Regions from separate parts of the Homo sapiens genome. Here regions 1, 2, 4 and 5 are each linked to region 3. Evidence: chromatin contacts called from ENCODE Hi-C or POLR2A ChIA-PET data. All regions are on one chromosome and are shown on one strand. Each heading gives the region's core, a stretch centred on a gene start or an enhancer-like site at or near the end of the contact. The rest is flanking DNA. Distances are from core to core; before and after follow the strand shown. Region 1 overlaps PALM2AKAP2 (PALM2 and AKAP2 fusion). Region 2 overlaps PALM2AKAP2 (PALM2 and AKAP2 fusion). Region 3 holds the start of AKNA (AT-hook transcription factor). Region 4 overlaps PALM2AKAP2 (PALM2 and AKAP2 fusion). Region 5 holds the start of TXN (thioredoxin).

Evidence for each region. Hi-C counts contacts between places; a loop is a spot of excess contacts on that map. ChIA-PET counts read pairs that join two places held with the same protein, here RNA polymerase II (POLR2A). Pooled maps may share reads with other maps.
Region 1: a pooled map shows a loop between it and region 3 (3-fold over the local background). The contact joins the enhancer-like site here to the promoter of AKNA in region 3. A Hi-C loop is called at or near these places in 1 of 168 maps with a recorded cell type or tissue (B cell) and 3 of 50 pooled maps. POLR2A ChIA-PET finds 5 or more read pairs at or near these places in 1 of 52 experiments (B cell).
Region 2: a loop to region 3 is called in a map with no recorded cell type, with 6 times the contacts of the local background. The contact joins the enhancer-like site here to the promoter of AKNA in region 3. A Hi-C loop is called at or near these places in 1 of 37 single-sample maps with no recorded cell type and 2 of 50 pooled maps. POLR2A ChIA-PET finds 5 or more read pairs at or near these places in 2 of 52 experiments (OCI-LY7 and activated B cell).
Region 4: a loop to region 3 is called in a map with no recorded cell type, with 6 times the contacts of the local background. The contact joins the enhancer-like site here to the promoter of AKNA in region 3. A Hi-C loop is called at or near these places in 1 of 168 maps with a recorded cell type or tissue (OCI-LY7), 3 of 37 single-sample maps with no recorded cell type and 6 of 50 pooled maps.
Region 5: a loop to region 3 is called in a map of naive thymus-derived CD4-positive, alpha-beta T cell, with 17 times the contacts of the local background. The contact joins the promoter of TXN here to the promoter of AKNA in region 3. A Hi-C loop is called at or near these places in 1 of 168 maps with a recorded cell type or tissue (naive thymus-derived CD4-positive, alpha-beta T cell), 3 of 37 single-sample maps with no recorded cell type and 12 of 50 pooled maps.

Annotation. Positions count from the first base shown.
Region 1 is chr9:109,966,475-109,969,174 of GRCh38, forward strand. All of the region lies in intron 6 of PALM2AKAP2 (PALM2 and AKAP2 fusion), which reads left to right. Among named protein-coding and RNA genes, the nearest start is that of PALM2AKAP2, 190 kb to the left of the region's middle. RefSeq lists enhancers at 324-423, 1,104-1,153, 1,164-1,283, 1,674-1,743. Within about 2 kb of position 1,282, at least 9 of the 41 ENCODE cell types and tissues checked have a DNase peak (open chromatin) inside an H3K27ac peak, as active enhancers do; they include B cell, where a contact is called at or near this core.
Region 2 is chr9:109,917,522-109,920,221 of GRCh38, forward strand. All of the region lies in intron 3 of PALM2AKAP2 (PALM2 and AKAP2 fusion), which reads left to right. Among named protein-coding and RNA genes, the nearest start is that of PALM2AKAP2, 140 kb to the left of the region's middle. RefSeq lists enhancers at 998-1,047, 1,288-1,457, 1,568-1,637. Within about 2 kb of position 1,315, at least 7 of the 41 ENCODE cell types and tissues checked have a DNase peak (open chromatin) inside an H3K27ac peak, as active enhancers do; they include OCI-LY7, where a contact is called at or near this core.
Region 3 is chr9:114,386,547-114,389,246 of GRCh38, forward strand. AKNA (AT-hook transcription factor) reads right to left here and starts at 1,436. Exons shown (of 22, transcript NM_001317950.2): 1 at 1,314-1,436. It overlaps LOC124902253 (a long non-coding RNA gene), which reads left to right and starts at 1,504. Exons shown (of 3, transcript XR_007061742.1): 1 at 1,504-1,707; 2 at 1,899-2,043. RefSeq lists enhancers at 99-248, 1,063-1,798, 1,269-1,398, 1,439-1,728.
Region 4 is chr9:110,140,139-110,142,838 of GRCh38, forward strand. All of the region lies in intron 8 of PALM2AKAP2 (PALM2 and AKAP2 fusion), which reads left to right. Among named protein-coding and RNA genes, the nearest start is that of C9orf152, 67 kb to the right of the region's middle. Within about 2 kb of position 1,378, at least 11 of the 41 ENCODE cell types and tissues checked have a DNase peak (open chromatin) inside an H3K27ac peak, as active enhancers do.
Region 5 is chr9:110,255,203-110,257,902 of GRCh38, forward strand. It overlaps TXN (thioredoxin), which reads right to left and starts at 1,305. Exons shown (of 5, transcript NM_003329.4): 1 at 1,210-1,305. The coding sequence starts at 1,233. RefSeq lists enhancers at 497-826, 1,569-2,700, 1,697-1,896, 1,937-1,986 and silencers at 897-1,146, 1,317-1,556.

The DNA of each region.
Region 1 (2,700 bases), core at 32-2,531, 4.4 Mb before region 3:
AATGACTTAATCTTTCTGTCCTGTTTCTTCCTCTATCACATAACAATGAATGACAAAGTAGTGCCTCTCTCACAAGGCTGTCATGAAGGTTAAAGGAGTCAATATTTGTAAAGATCTTACAATAGTATTCAGCACAGAATATATGCTTGCTATTTTTTATCTTTTAAATCTGGATGGTTGGTACGTTGGTGTCTGTTACGTTATTTTTTGGTGTTTGAATATTTTAAAGCATGACCTTAAAATAATGTACTTTCAAAACAGTCTTGCTAAGCAGTGCTTCTTAAAGCTTAACATGCATGTGAAATGTTTGGCAGTCTTGTGAAAATGCAGGTTCTGGTTCAGTAGGTCTCAGGCGGTACTCAATGGTCTGTGTTTGTAGCAAGCTCCCAGGTGGTCTGGTGCCGCGGGTCTGCCGGCCACTCCTTGAGTAGCAAAGTTGTTAAGGAACGGAGTTCCATCACGGTGTTTCTAGGATTGTTCTGGTTGTCTTTTGCCACATAACAAATCATCCAAACCTAGAAGCTAAAACGAAAATGATTTATGTTCTATGCTGTTGTTGTTATTATTATCTCTTGCAGTTCAGCTATGTAGTTCTTGGGATCTGTCACAAGCTGGTGGTTAGATGTAGCTGGGGCAAGAGTCAAGAGTCATCCTGAAGGCTTCCTCCCCCTCGTGTCCGGTGGTAGATGCTGGCTGGCTGTTGGGACCTCAGCTGGGGCTGTCAGCGAGAACATCTCCCCAGGGCATCTCCATGTGGCAAGGGGCTCTTCACAGCTCAGCAGCTGTATCTCAAGACAGAGAACCAGGCAGAAGATGTATTACCTTTTCTTGCCCAGCCTCCAAGTCTCACAGCATCGCTTCTGCCACCTTCTATGTATTAGAAGCAAGGCACTAAGGCCAGCCCATATGCAAGGGTAGCGCAGTGAGACTCCGTGTCTTTTTTTTTTTTTTTTGAGACAGAGTTTCATTCTGTTGCCCAGGCTAGAGTGCAGTGGCACGATCTTGGCTCACTGCAACCTCCACTTGCTGGGTTCAAGTGATTCTTGTGCCTCAGACTCCCGAGTAGCTGTGACTACAGGCAGGCGCCACCACACCCAGCTAATTTTTGTATTTTTAGTGGAGATGGGATTTCACCATATTGGCCACGCTGGTCTCAAACTCCTGAATTCAGGTGATCTGCCCGCCTTGGCCTCCCAAAGTGTTGGGGTTACAGGCGTGAGCCACCGCACTTGGCTGAGACTCCATGTCTTGAAGGGAGAAGTGTCAAAGAATTTTTAGACATGTCTCAAAACCACCACAATGGCCTGCTTAAGGAAGCTCTGGGAGGAACAGAAAGTGGTGGATGAGTCAACCAGGGAAAGTTGACTTTGTTGTGTTTAAATTTGTGGGTTTGGGGTACCATGAAGACCACTTGAAGTTATTCTCCAACAGGCAGGATGGTGTGTGAGTATCTGAGTATCTATCTCTCACACCAGATCATAAGCTTCTTGAAAGCAAGGACTTGGTCTTTTTCTCTGCAATAGTTCTGGTGTCTACCACAGTGCTTGGCACACAAAAGTGACCCAAACAATGTTTGTTTGATGAGGGAATGAATAAATGAATGAATGAATGAATGGTAAAGGATTTAGGACTGAGGCTGTGTGGTCTGAAGAAGAAAGGATACTGGAATTCTGGAAATCTCTCCCAGAACAGTCCTCTCTGGCACTTCTCCCAGGGAGAGGGACTCCTGCATTTGCTCAGAGGCCACCATGGCCCTGGGGGTCTGGCCTGCCTGCTTTGCAACTTGAGGCCCTCGCGTACCCCATAGGCTGTGGAAGGCCTGGATCTGCTGGGAAACCTCCTTCTTCCACTAAATGGAAACTGGAATTCCAGGAGAAAGCAAAAATCAACAAGAGCTATTTTGATTATAATGATATCTCATTTCTAAGCAGCTCTCTCTATTTCCTGTTTATAGCCCAAACTGAGAGCAGAAGCGACTAGATCTCTCAGTGAAAGGTTTTCTCCGAAGACGTCTAGCTATATCATCAACAGGAAACAGTACTCTCCCAAGACAAAAGTCCCTGTCTCTGGCCACTCTGTTGGGTTTCATTGCACCCTACAAAGGGAGGTGGGAAACCTGGGTTTCTGAAAGAGGCCCTGATTTTGTGTTAGCCTTCAGCATCTACCACTTGTACCCAGCTCCCAGTCCCCCAAATTTCTGGGGACTCCATGTGAAATCAATGCACAGGAATTGTGGGGGGAAGCCCTAAGGAGTCCAGCCGCGATTTTCAGCGCGATTTTCAGGGCAGCTACATTTCACTTCAAAACTCCCAGTAAGTCTGCCACTAAGACCCCTGGAAAGGCTGGCTATGTCAGCCCTCTGTCTTCATTAGAAGAATCTCAGGATTTCTTCCAGTGACAGAACATGATCCTCAGATTCCAGGGAGTGACCCCAGACCCAGTTCCTCTCCGGGCTATAAAACTGTGGAGTGTGACACAGACAGAGAGACTGTGGTAATTTAGAGACTAAGAAAAAAACTGACTAGAAAGCAACTGAACAGAACAGCTGCAGGAATGTAAAATGCAAGACCCTCTGATCTGACAGTCTTTTCCTGCACCTCTACAAATGTGCGTGCACACACACACACACACACACACACGACTCCCAGAAAGGACCCTCTGAAGACAGGACATTTCAGCTGACATCTGAAAGATGAGGAA
Region 2 (2,700 bases), core at 65-2,564, 4.5 Mb before region 3:
TCTGTCACCCAGACTGGAGTACAGTGTTGTGATCATCACTCACTGCAGTCTTGAACTCCTGGGCTCAAGTGATCTTCCCACCTTAGCCTCCAGAGTAGCTAGAACTAAGGGTATATGTCACCATGCCCAGCTAACTTTTTATTATTTGTAGAGGTGGGGGTCTTGTCTTGCCACGTTGCTCAGGCTGGTCTCATCCTCCTGGGCTCAAGCAATCCTCCAGCCTCAGTCTCCCAAAGTGCTGGGATTACAGGCATGAGCCACCGCACCCAGCCCTCCTTTCCCTTTTAGGGAGTTGTGTGGAAGTCCCTTCGGATCATTTTTACTTACATCTCATTGGCCAGAGCTGTCCCATGGCCAGCTTTATCTTCAGTGGAAGCTAGGATACATAATTTTTTTCAGGTGGGCATGTTGCCATCCCCAACCAAATAAGGATTCTGTTAGTTTGGAAGAGGGGGAGAATAGATATTGAGAAGACCACTCAGCGTCCCCACCACACACTCCCAGGCAGAACCAACTATTCTACAGCATGTTGTTCTTTCCTCTATTATTGCTATTTTTGGTTTGTATTGTAATTTATGTGTTCACATGGCTGTTTGCATTACTTGACCAAGAAGTCTCATGAGCAGACACTGTGTCTGATTTATTTCTCCATCCCCAGTGCTCAGCATAGTGCCTGATACAGAGAAGGTGTTTGCATGAAGTTAGATGGATGAATGTCTAAATAAACTTTGAAATAAGAGCATGATCGATGCACTTCCCAGAGCGAGAGTTCCTTTCTGTTTTCTTGTGAGGATGATCTATTGGGGTTAGGTACATTTTATAAGACCATTTGGCCATGATTGCAACCTCATCTCCAGTAAATTAAACCTACACAGCTGCAGTGTGTCACCTTTCCTTATGGCTTATTACAGTTTGCTTTTTGCTCAGAAGGAACTGAGCAAGCAGGTTAGAGGCTGTTATGTGCACCTGCCACAGCCTACGGATCCTCAATTAACCTTGCGTGTAAATTACACTTCCTGCCCATTCTTTATTTTTAGCACAGCAACATCTACTTGGCTCTTCCAGAGAAGACTGCATTAGATTTCAGTCATGAAACTACAAAACAGTGGCGTCTGCAGCCTGGCTGGGATGACTGTTGTTAACCCCATGACACTCTGTTCCTTGCGAAGCTGCTTTGCCCCAGGACTCAGGTTTTCCTGAGAAAGAGAGCAGCCTGGACTGACCACACCCTCAGAGCCTGGCCCAAGGCCACATGTGAACTTATAGAAAAATCTGCTATTGGATCTGACATAAACTCTCCATTTCCTTCATTCATTGCATTTGGGTTGAAACTCAGTTGTTGTTATCACAAAGGTTTCATTTCGTTCCTTTTTTTTCTCTCCCTCTCTCTTCGTTCCTTCTCAGTTACACAGTATCATGACCCAAATCTTTAGCACCTGAACCATATAGCGCAGAGCCTTGAAACCCATAGGGCCAGGGCACCCCGTGGAGACAGGCCAGCCAGTGGGCATCAGGTCGCAGAGAATTCTTAACCACTTAAGGTTGCTTCACTGGAAGAAGTGAGTTACTGAGAGACAGCCATTTTCGGTTTTAGTCAGCCATTTTTATCACGATCTTGTTTGTTTTAGAATCCCCTGTAGTGCCTAGCTCGGAGTCCAACCAAACAAGCTCCATAAATGTTGATTTTGAATTTAAATAGATGTTGGGGTGCTCCCATTTCCCCTTCACTAGACACATGGGAAGCTGAGGCCCTGGCCCCTCTTTCATGCCACAGCCTGGGAGATGCTGCCTTCTCAGCAGAAAGCCTCAGGAGGTATTTTGAAAAGGGAATTTGTTGTTTTCATTCTGGTTAGATAAGTTACAAACTAATTTTTTAAACTGGGAAAATATTGAAAATTGTTTTTTAAAAATGAAATCACCTTTAATTCCATTACTCAGAGACAACTATCACTGACATTTTTCTGTTTTTTCAGTCTTAATTCTCATGAAGGTGTGCCCTGTTTCCCTCCAGATTTCTCAGAGGATTCAGGATTAGGGAAGGGAGGAGAGGGTGCCTTATGTTCTTTCTAATCGTTTAGCTTTGGGTATTATTGGGATATATATAAATACATTAACACACATATAAATATATGTGTATATATATTATATAACTGGCATATACATTATTGGGATATATATTAGTAGGATGTATATATATATATGTGTGTATACATATGTGTGTGTGTGTGTGTGTGTGTGTGTGTGTATATATGTAAAATGTATACACACTTCTATTTGACCTGTACCAGTTCATTATTACCACAATAATGCTAACTAACACGCCCTCAAATTCAGTGGCTTAAACCCAAAGTCATTTATTCTTGCCCACACTTCTGTGAGTAGGCTGGGTATTTGCTGATCTAGGCTGGGCTTAGCTGAGTGGCTCTAATTTCAGGTGCTTCTGAACTATATAGCTGAGAGCCCTGAAACCCATAGGGCCAGGGCACACTGTGCCTATCTATGGGTTTGCCTCAGGTCTATTCCATGTGTGTTCTTTCTGTGGTCCAGGCTGAAGGGGCAGCAGCTGCCCAGATAAGTTATTGTCTTGGCATTGGAAGGGGTGCAAGAGGACAAGCTCAACTGGGCAAGCACTTTTCAAGCCTCTGCTTGTGTCTTATCTGCTCACATCCTATTGGCTAAAGCAGGTCACATGGCTGCGGC
Region 3 (2,700 bases), core at 186-2,685:
ACTCCAGCAGTGTGAGCTGGGGAGGGCTATGGAGTTCAGGGTCCCCGCCATCCCTGGAGAAACTGGCCCCACAAGGAAGTAGCAGCCACTGCACCCTCCTTCTGCACATCTCCTTCTTACACCCAAGCCGCCACTGCCCCTGCTCTCTCAAGGGTCTAACAGACCCCTGAGGTGTCTATCTTCAGTTCCTGGGTGGGATGGACTCTTCTTCCCCACCACCCACACAGGGCTTCTCCGCCCGCTCAGTCATTCCACAGCCAGGGACCCTTCCCTTTATGGCTCAATCCCTCAGAACTGCCCAGACGCCCAGGCTCTCCTTTGCCAGCACAGCTACGCAGCCCGCACAGCCTCCCCGTGCCCTCTGCAGCCCCTTCCCATCCAGCCAGAGCTGTCCAGGGTGCCACCCTGCTTCTACCCCCACCCACACCCTGACACCTCCCAGATGAAGACACTGAGGCACAGAGACATGGCCTGCTCTCACAAGACCTCACAGCCAGGAAGCGCAGACAGAGGATTCAAAGCTGGGGTACCGCAACTCTGAAACCAAGGCTGTCAGATGTGTCAGGGAGATGGGGAAGGAAGACCACCCCCCAAATCAGTAACCAGACCTTCCAAAAAGGCTCAACCATACCCCCACCCACCTGCTGGCAGGGCACAGACTTGCTGTTCTCAAGGGGTTCCCACCAGCTGTGTGGACTCTAGTCCCACAAGGAAGCACCAGCCACTCCCTCTCTGTGTCCTCCCTGCCCCCAGCCCGCTCCAGCAGCAGAGGCCGAGGAGAAAGAGAAACGGTGCCCTGGCTGTTGCCAGCTCTGGTCTTGCCATCCTCAAGAGCTGAGCTGGGTCTGCTGGTCCTCGGACTGTCCTTGGCTCCTCTCCTTGCTCTTACGCAGCTGGCATAAGGGGCCACTCCTTCAATAGGGACCACCCCCCGGCGCCGTCGCTGCCTCCTGGCCTGCTGCCCATGCCTGCATCGTCTCTGAGACCCCTTAGCAACCAAGGACACTAACTCTCCAGGTGCAGACGACGACACCCCAGGCACAGAGATGGACCCGCCTACCCAAGTTCACAAGAGATCAGAATCAGAGCTAGGACTGGAATCTAGCATCCTGAGGCTTGACGAAATCCTCCTTAAATCCACCCTTGCCCTGGAGGCCGGGATCCCCTAAGCCAAGAGAAAAGCGGTGCAGCTCCAGCAGCTGCAACTTCCTGGCTGGGCTGGTCCGGCTGCCTGGACTGTCCCGGAGAGTCTGTGACTGGCCCGTCCAGAAGGAAAGCGGCCTCCCGGGCCCTCCTCCGTTCCAATCCCTTACCTCTCTCGGGCTCCACCACCGTCCTGCCGACCCAGTTTCAGGGGACCTGCCTGTGAATTCTTTGTTCCAAACCCAGGGAGCCCCCTGTCTCCATTGCGCCCTGGCCCACCTCCAGGCCGTTCTGCCAGCCCAAGCTGCTGCTCACAGACCAGCATCGCTCCCCACCTCTCCCCGCCCCTGCCGTGGTTGAGGCCGCCTCGCCTCGGCAGGAAGCGCCCAGCCTGATTTCCTACAAGTGTTTGTCAGAAGGAGGGGGTTTGTCTGCGTGCAGAGCAAGAGCTGGAGGAGCTTAACCCCTTGCAAGCCCTCCGCAGTCAGCGCTGCCCAGGAAAGGACTCAGGGAACAAACTCCTGACGTCCTGGGCTTGGGATCATCTCAGCCCAGGCCCTGCAGGTACAGATGGGGAGACTAAAGCACAGAGAAGGTCAGAGGCTTGGCCAAGGTCACACAGCATGCTGTAGCTCCTACCCTCTAGGCCCTCTTCAACCACGGCCTGACCTTAGCCGAGGCTCCTTCCCTCACTAGGCCTCAGGGCCCATGTGCACGGTGAGAGCTCAGACTCAACACCACTCCTGCCCTTCCAGCTCTGACTCTGCCAATGTGCAACCTGAATCTCAGGGAGACCGTGGTGATTCCTGCCATCTCAACCCACCGTCCTCACCCCGAGGTGGTCCTGCAGCCAGAGTGGGATGTTCGGGGCAGCATGGAGGTGTGAACCTGGCGGATCAGGTAAACTTTCCCTTGTTGTAAGAACCCTCCAAGGGTTCACCAGATGTTGGGAACAGATCGATCCTGATGGTCAGTCGAGCTATCTTTCCTCAAGCCCCACCATCCCATTCCTTCATTCGTAGGTACTCACTGAGCTCCTACTGTGTGGCGGGTGCTTTTAAATCACCTGGGAATATGGCAGGGCCGAAGACAGGCCAGTCCCCTGCTCTCCACTCTAGCAGAGACATGGACAATAAGCAAGCACATGTATAATTTCAAGGAGAGAGCTGTGAACAATGAGACTGGGTGACGATCCGTGTCCCAGGCCAGGTGGCACTGAAGCCTGGGGCTCACCCCAGGCCAACAGAGTCAGTCTCTGGGCATCAGACATTTTAAGTGTCCCAGGTGACTGGCCCTGGTAGAGAACACATGGGGCCAAGAGTAATGGGTTGGAGGAGAAGGGTTATAGGACGGTCAGGAAGGTCTCTATGAGGAGGTGACATTCAAATAAGGCACTGGAAGGAAGAGGGGTCAAAAGCAAGCCACAAGAAGGTTTGGGGCAGAGTGTTCTGGGAGGGCAAGTGGAAAGGCCAAGGTGGGGGAGCCAGCGGGCTTTCCCTGAGAACAGCAAGGCCTGTGTACCCGGGGCAGAGCGAGTCAAGCGGGAGAAGCAGGAGC
Region 4 (2,700 bases), core at 128-2,627, 4.2 Mb before region 3:
ATTTATGTCGGTATGATCTCATGGATTCCTGTGATATTCAATGGATTCCTGTGATATTCAATGGATTATAATCCATTTCTTTTATTATTTTTATCCGCAACTTGTTCAGTTACAGCTCACGGGAGCCCTTTCTGGCTAACTTGTATGTCCTTTGGAGATGTCCCCGTTTTCCTTTGAATGCTTCCTCAATTTCTGGCATCGCAAGATATTCCAGTTTCATCTTATACTTTCCCAACCCTGAAATCGGTCGTCTCTCTGAAGAGCACTAGTTTCTGATGATGGAGAATGGTATTTAGAAACAAAGATCTGAGTGCTAGCTGTGCTCATTGTTATTGCATTGTCACTAGCCCCAGGCACTCTCAGTGGACAGAATTAGAAATTACACACATCTCTCTTGAAAACCATGAGTTTGCCCTGATGCTTTTTAATTCTTATTTAATAAAAAGTTCATTCATACTTTCTCCCTTTCCATATTTGTGACCACCTTCTTGACAAAAGATACTTAGTTTTTATTATCTGTAATATGTTTATTATTTAACTAGCCCTCCTTCCCCCACACTCCAGTATAACCAGTCTCCTGTTTTCCTCACCAAACTTGGGCTCCGACATCATTTTCCAGGTGGCCACTGCCACGACCCTTCACCAACACCCTCCTTACCCTCCCTGGGCTCCAACACTACAGCAGGTACCATCTTATTCAGCCTGGCCTAGTGACTTTTGGACTGAGTTGTTTGGGAAGGAAAGGAAAGGGAGGAAGAAGAGGAAGAGTGCAGTGACTTTCTTAATATATGCCATCAAATTGGTGATAAAGTTTCAACAAATGAATAATGGGGGGGCGGGCACAAACATTCAGACCGTAGCATGAGTATTTTCAGGCTTCTCTGTCTCTATCTCTTAATCGAACCCCTCACCATATTACCTCCAACTTTATTTCTAGCACATAAACAACTGTCTAATATAAAGACATTTCAATGCTTTCTCCTGATTCCCCCACCGGCTGTTGTCCATCAGGCTTCCCCACCAGGACCGAGGTTGCCTTAAACAAGTCAGCATCCTAAGGCTTGCCACTGGCATCCCAGCAACCCAGTATCAATCTCCCCAGTACTTCCCTCTATGCTAATGCTGATCTCTTCTCCCATATCCCACCCCCATAGGATTGATTTCTGGTCCCTACAAGGGGATGGTAATTCATCCGTGCAAGTCTGTTCCAATCTTGATGTCGTATTGAGTACAATCATGATAATGATATGCATACATGTCATTCCTTCATGTTTATCTCTAGAACATTTAAAGCAGGCACCCGGGCTTCCCAGAATTACAACATGAGTTGAAAGAAACGGAATGTAAAATACAATTTTCTTCCTGTTCATGCCTGGAAATCTTTGGAGTATTGCTTGGCTGGCCAACCTCCAAGTTCATGATCGGGGAGAAGGCTGACACGTGACTCTGAGCAGCCAAACTAGACAATTCATGGCTAGGGTCAGAACTCCTGGCTTCAGTGGTTTTGTGAATGGAGGTGTTACCAAGTTCCTGCGGCACATTTCATATTTCATGCCAGAAGAAGTGACTCCACTAGTTTGTTGTGTGACTCAGATTGATGATTGGATACTAGGTGATGAAAAATATAATTTTTAACTTCTCTGGTAGAAATCATGCTGGTGGCATGCTGGAATCCTAAAACCTTAAAGCAAATAAAATCCACTGAGAGCCAAGATGTGGTAAGGAAGGAGAAATCTTCTAATTCTTTCCATACAAAAGTTATCTAGACAGAAACCCCATCCCCCTGGTGTGGAAATGCTATTTGTTTTTGCTTTTAGTGCTTTTGCTTTTAAAAGATGGACAATGAATGATAGAAGTTCTGTTTTGAAAAGGATATAGTCATTGTTAATGACCGGGTATCTAGAAATTATCTTGTTGGTTCTTATTTTACTTTTTTTTTTTTTTTTTTTTTGAGGCAGAGTCTTGCTCTGTCTCCCAGGCTGGAGTGCAATGGGGCAAACTCGGCTCACTGCAACCTCCACCTCCCAGGTTCAAGTGATTCTCCTGCCTCAGCCTCCTGAATAGCTGGGATTACAGGTGTCCATCACCATGCCCAGCTAAATTTTTTGTTTGTTTGTTTTTTGTATTTTTAGTAGAGACAGAGTTTCATCATGTTGGCCAGGCTGGTCTCCAACTCCTGATCCGCCTCAGGTGATCCGCCCGCCTTGGCCTCCCAAAGTGCTAGGATTACAGGCATGAGCCACTGCACCTGGCCCTTATTTGACTTTTAAAGGAAGAAGCTCCACTTAAATAGAATTTGAGTGACATTTGTTTATACAGAGGTGAATAAAAATGTATAGTCCCTGCTCTCAGGGAACTTAATGGTTCAGTAAGAGAAACAACATTAAACAAATGAGGCAATTTTATGACAGAGAAGCACAGAGACCTGTAGGAGCACAAACAAGGAAGACCATATCATTTGGAGGATAAAGAAAGTCTTCCTTCCTTAGGAAATTACTGTCTAAGCTGAGAACTGAAGGGGTAAAGTTGGGCTCAGGGTGTAGGGGAGAAGGAAGGGCACCTAAGAGAGGCTCAAAAGGAATAGAGAACTTGGCACATTTGAGATATTTAAGAGTAAGTTAATGGAAGAGATTTAAAACAAAACAGAAATAGATTTGGAGCCAGACAACCAAGAGCTCTATCAATCATGTTAAGGGTTGT
Region 5 (2,700 bases), core at 55-2,554, 4.1 Mb before region 3:
CGCCCTCCTCTGCTTCCCGCAGGTAGGGAGGGGTAATCGCAGGGTAGGCGCTGGCGAGGGGTCTTCTACCGTTCGAGCAGTATCAATTTCCTCCACTCACTTTTCTGACGCTGCATTTAACAAATATTTCTGGAGTGGCTACATTGGACTAGACACTGCGCGTTAGGCTCTGGGTTTCCCAGTCTACAAGGTTTTAGGCTTGCAATAACTTTCAAACATGGGAAGGCTGTTTCGCCTTGGGCATTTTTAAGAGGACAAAACAACGATCGGGATACCGATAGGTCGGCGAGCAGGCAGCAGGGCGCGGCTGCTCCCAGGAGGAACCCTGGCTCCAGCAAAACCCACCGACTGAGGGTGAATCATGGACGGGCAGGGCAGCCGAGGCCCCCGGGCCCAACCTTGGGGACTCAGTCATTCCAAAGCCACTGCTGCCGGAAACGCGCCCTGCGCCACAGGAGTCCCGTGGGCGCGGCCCGGACCTCACTTCCTCGCGGTCACCTGGGGCCCTCGGGCCTCCTGGACAGACCTGCACGTGCCAGGGGGTCTCCAGCCGCAATCCGCCCCCTTAGTGCGGATACAGCACGCGTCACCTTTGGGGTCGGGCATGGGTGGAGGCAGGCGGGGGTCTCCGGCCTAGACCCGCTCCCAAAGGGAGATCACTACCCCCGCTGCGGGTGGATCACTTCACATACGGAAAGGCAGCGGCGGCCACCGACCCGTGCCTTCTGCAAGGGCCCTCCCTATCCTTGCCTGGGGCCTGAATCTGGATACAGATGGGGGGCCAAGGGCGGACCCCTTCCATTCCCTCATCTTCCTCCAGTCGGGGCTGCCCGGACGGGAGGGTGCAGGAGGCGCAGCGTGGGGACTCCTCACGCTGTCTGCGCTCTCACATCCCCCGGACGCTCCCCGCGTGCGTGCAATCCCCCGAGGAACAGGGTGCGAGAAACGCTGGGCACCGCCACTCCGCCCTCCAGGGGACCCTCGTCCTTCTCCTCCCTTCCTCCAGGGCAGGCTCCACCGCCTCGGGCGCGCCCAGGCCGCTGCTTCCCGCAGTCCCAGGCCGAGACGCCGCGTCCCTTTCCCCTGGCGATGCGGAGGGGCGGCCTCCGCACCTCCCGCCACCGCCTTCCCCACCTCCCGCCACCGCCTTCCCCAGTTACAGAGGCCGCGCGCGGCGCCGGCACCCTGGCCTTCCCCGGTAGCGCGTACCTTGCTCTCGATCTGCTTCACCATCTTGGCTGCTGGAGTCTGACGAGCGGCTGTAAGGACCGATGGAAATGGATCCAAAGCACCAAACAGAGCTTCAAGACTCGCTGCTTGCTCTCTCCCTTTATAAACTGGCACGCCCGGCGTGCGTGTGGCGGGGGCGCGCGCGCCCGGCCGGACCTCCGCGCCCGTCGCTGCGCCCCGGCCACGCCCCGCCCCTGGAGCCTGCGAGCCGGGATCGGGGCGGGGCTGGCGCAAGCGTGGGGCGGAGCTCCAGGGCTTCGGCTCCTGTAACCCCAAGCCCAGCTCGCACTCCAGCTGGAAGTGGGGATCAGCACTGCGCGTGACGGTGGGAGGCGGGGAGACGGACAGTCACCCCCAGAGACACAAGGTCCCTCCCGGGTCACCTGGGGATGCGTCCGCCGGGCCTGAATCGAACACGCCCACGCTCGAGATGGGGACCGCCCAGGCAGGGCTGGATTCCTCGAAAAGGGCCGCCACGCCCCGGCCCCCCCAGCCACGTGAACCCCACAAAGTGCTGAGTAACGGTGACCGGGAAGTATCTCGGTGTGTACGTCCTTGCCTCCTCTCCGGAATTTACCGTGACCGTTCTCTTCTCTGTAACCTCCTTCTGTTCTTTCATTTTCACTGCTGAGCCCGCTGCTCCAGCTTGACACAGCGGTTTAGTGCGGTAGAAACGACCGGGGGACTGGTTGGGCTCTTGACCATCAGACAGCTGCGTGTGAGATGGAAGTGCCACTGGGTTGAGCTCTGCAACTTAGTTACGCAGTTGTGACCCTGGAAAGGTCCTGACCTCCTGAAGTCTCAGTGTTTCCTTCTGTAGAACGGGAATCATGATGGTCTCAATCTCACGGTGGTGGTATTTTGAGGGTTAATAGTGCTTGCAAAGGACGGTGCTTGGCACATAGTAAACACTCCATAGATAGTTCTTACTGTTCGGTGTCTTGCAGGGACTGATTGGGCCTGGCCACCTTATACAGCATTTACAATGGCACAGCACGCACACTTGTGTGAGATTCTTCTAACAGAGGCAGACTCCTGGAACAGAAGTCGGAGTTTGCATTGATCCAGGAATGCCTGTTGCAGGTTATGTCTGGCAGGGCTGGGGATTGTGGAAGGTGGGTATGTTAGCTGGCCTTGTGGAGCCAGGAGGGCCTGTCAGCGGCTGGAAGTGGAGGTTGAAAAGCTGCTCACAGGAACGAGAGCTAGAAGGCTGGGAGGGAGAGTCCCAGGTCTGTGTTTTCAGAGCTGAGCTGTTCCCGATGAAGCTGCAACTAGGTGTGATTGCCTAGGGGTGGTGATACTGCTGCCTGGCTGCCCCCTGAAATCCCTGGCTTCCTTCTTTCACTCTTTCAGACAGAGGAAGGGAGGAAACCAGAGGTTTTGAATCTATTGTGCAAAGTTTCTAGGGGGCTGAGGAGCACGGAGCATGAATATGGATATAGGCAAGGGACACATTCTAAAGACAGCCCA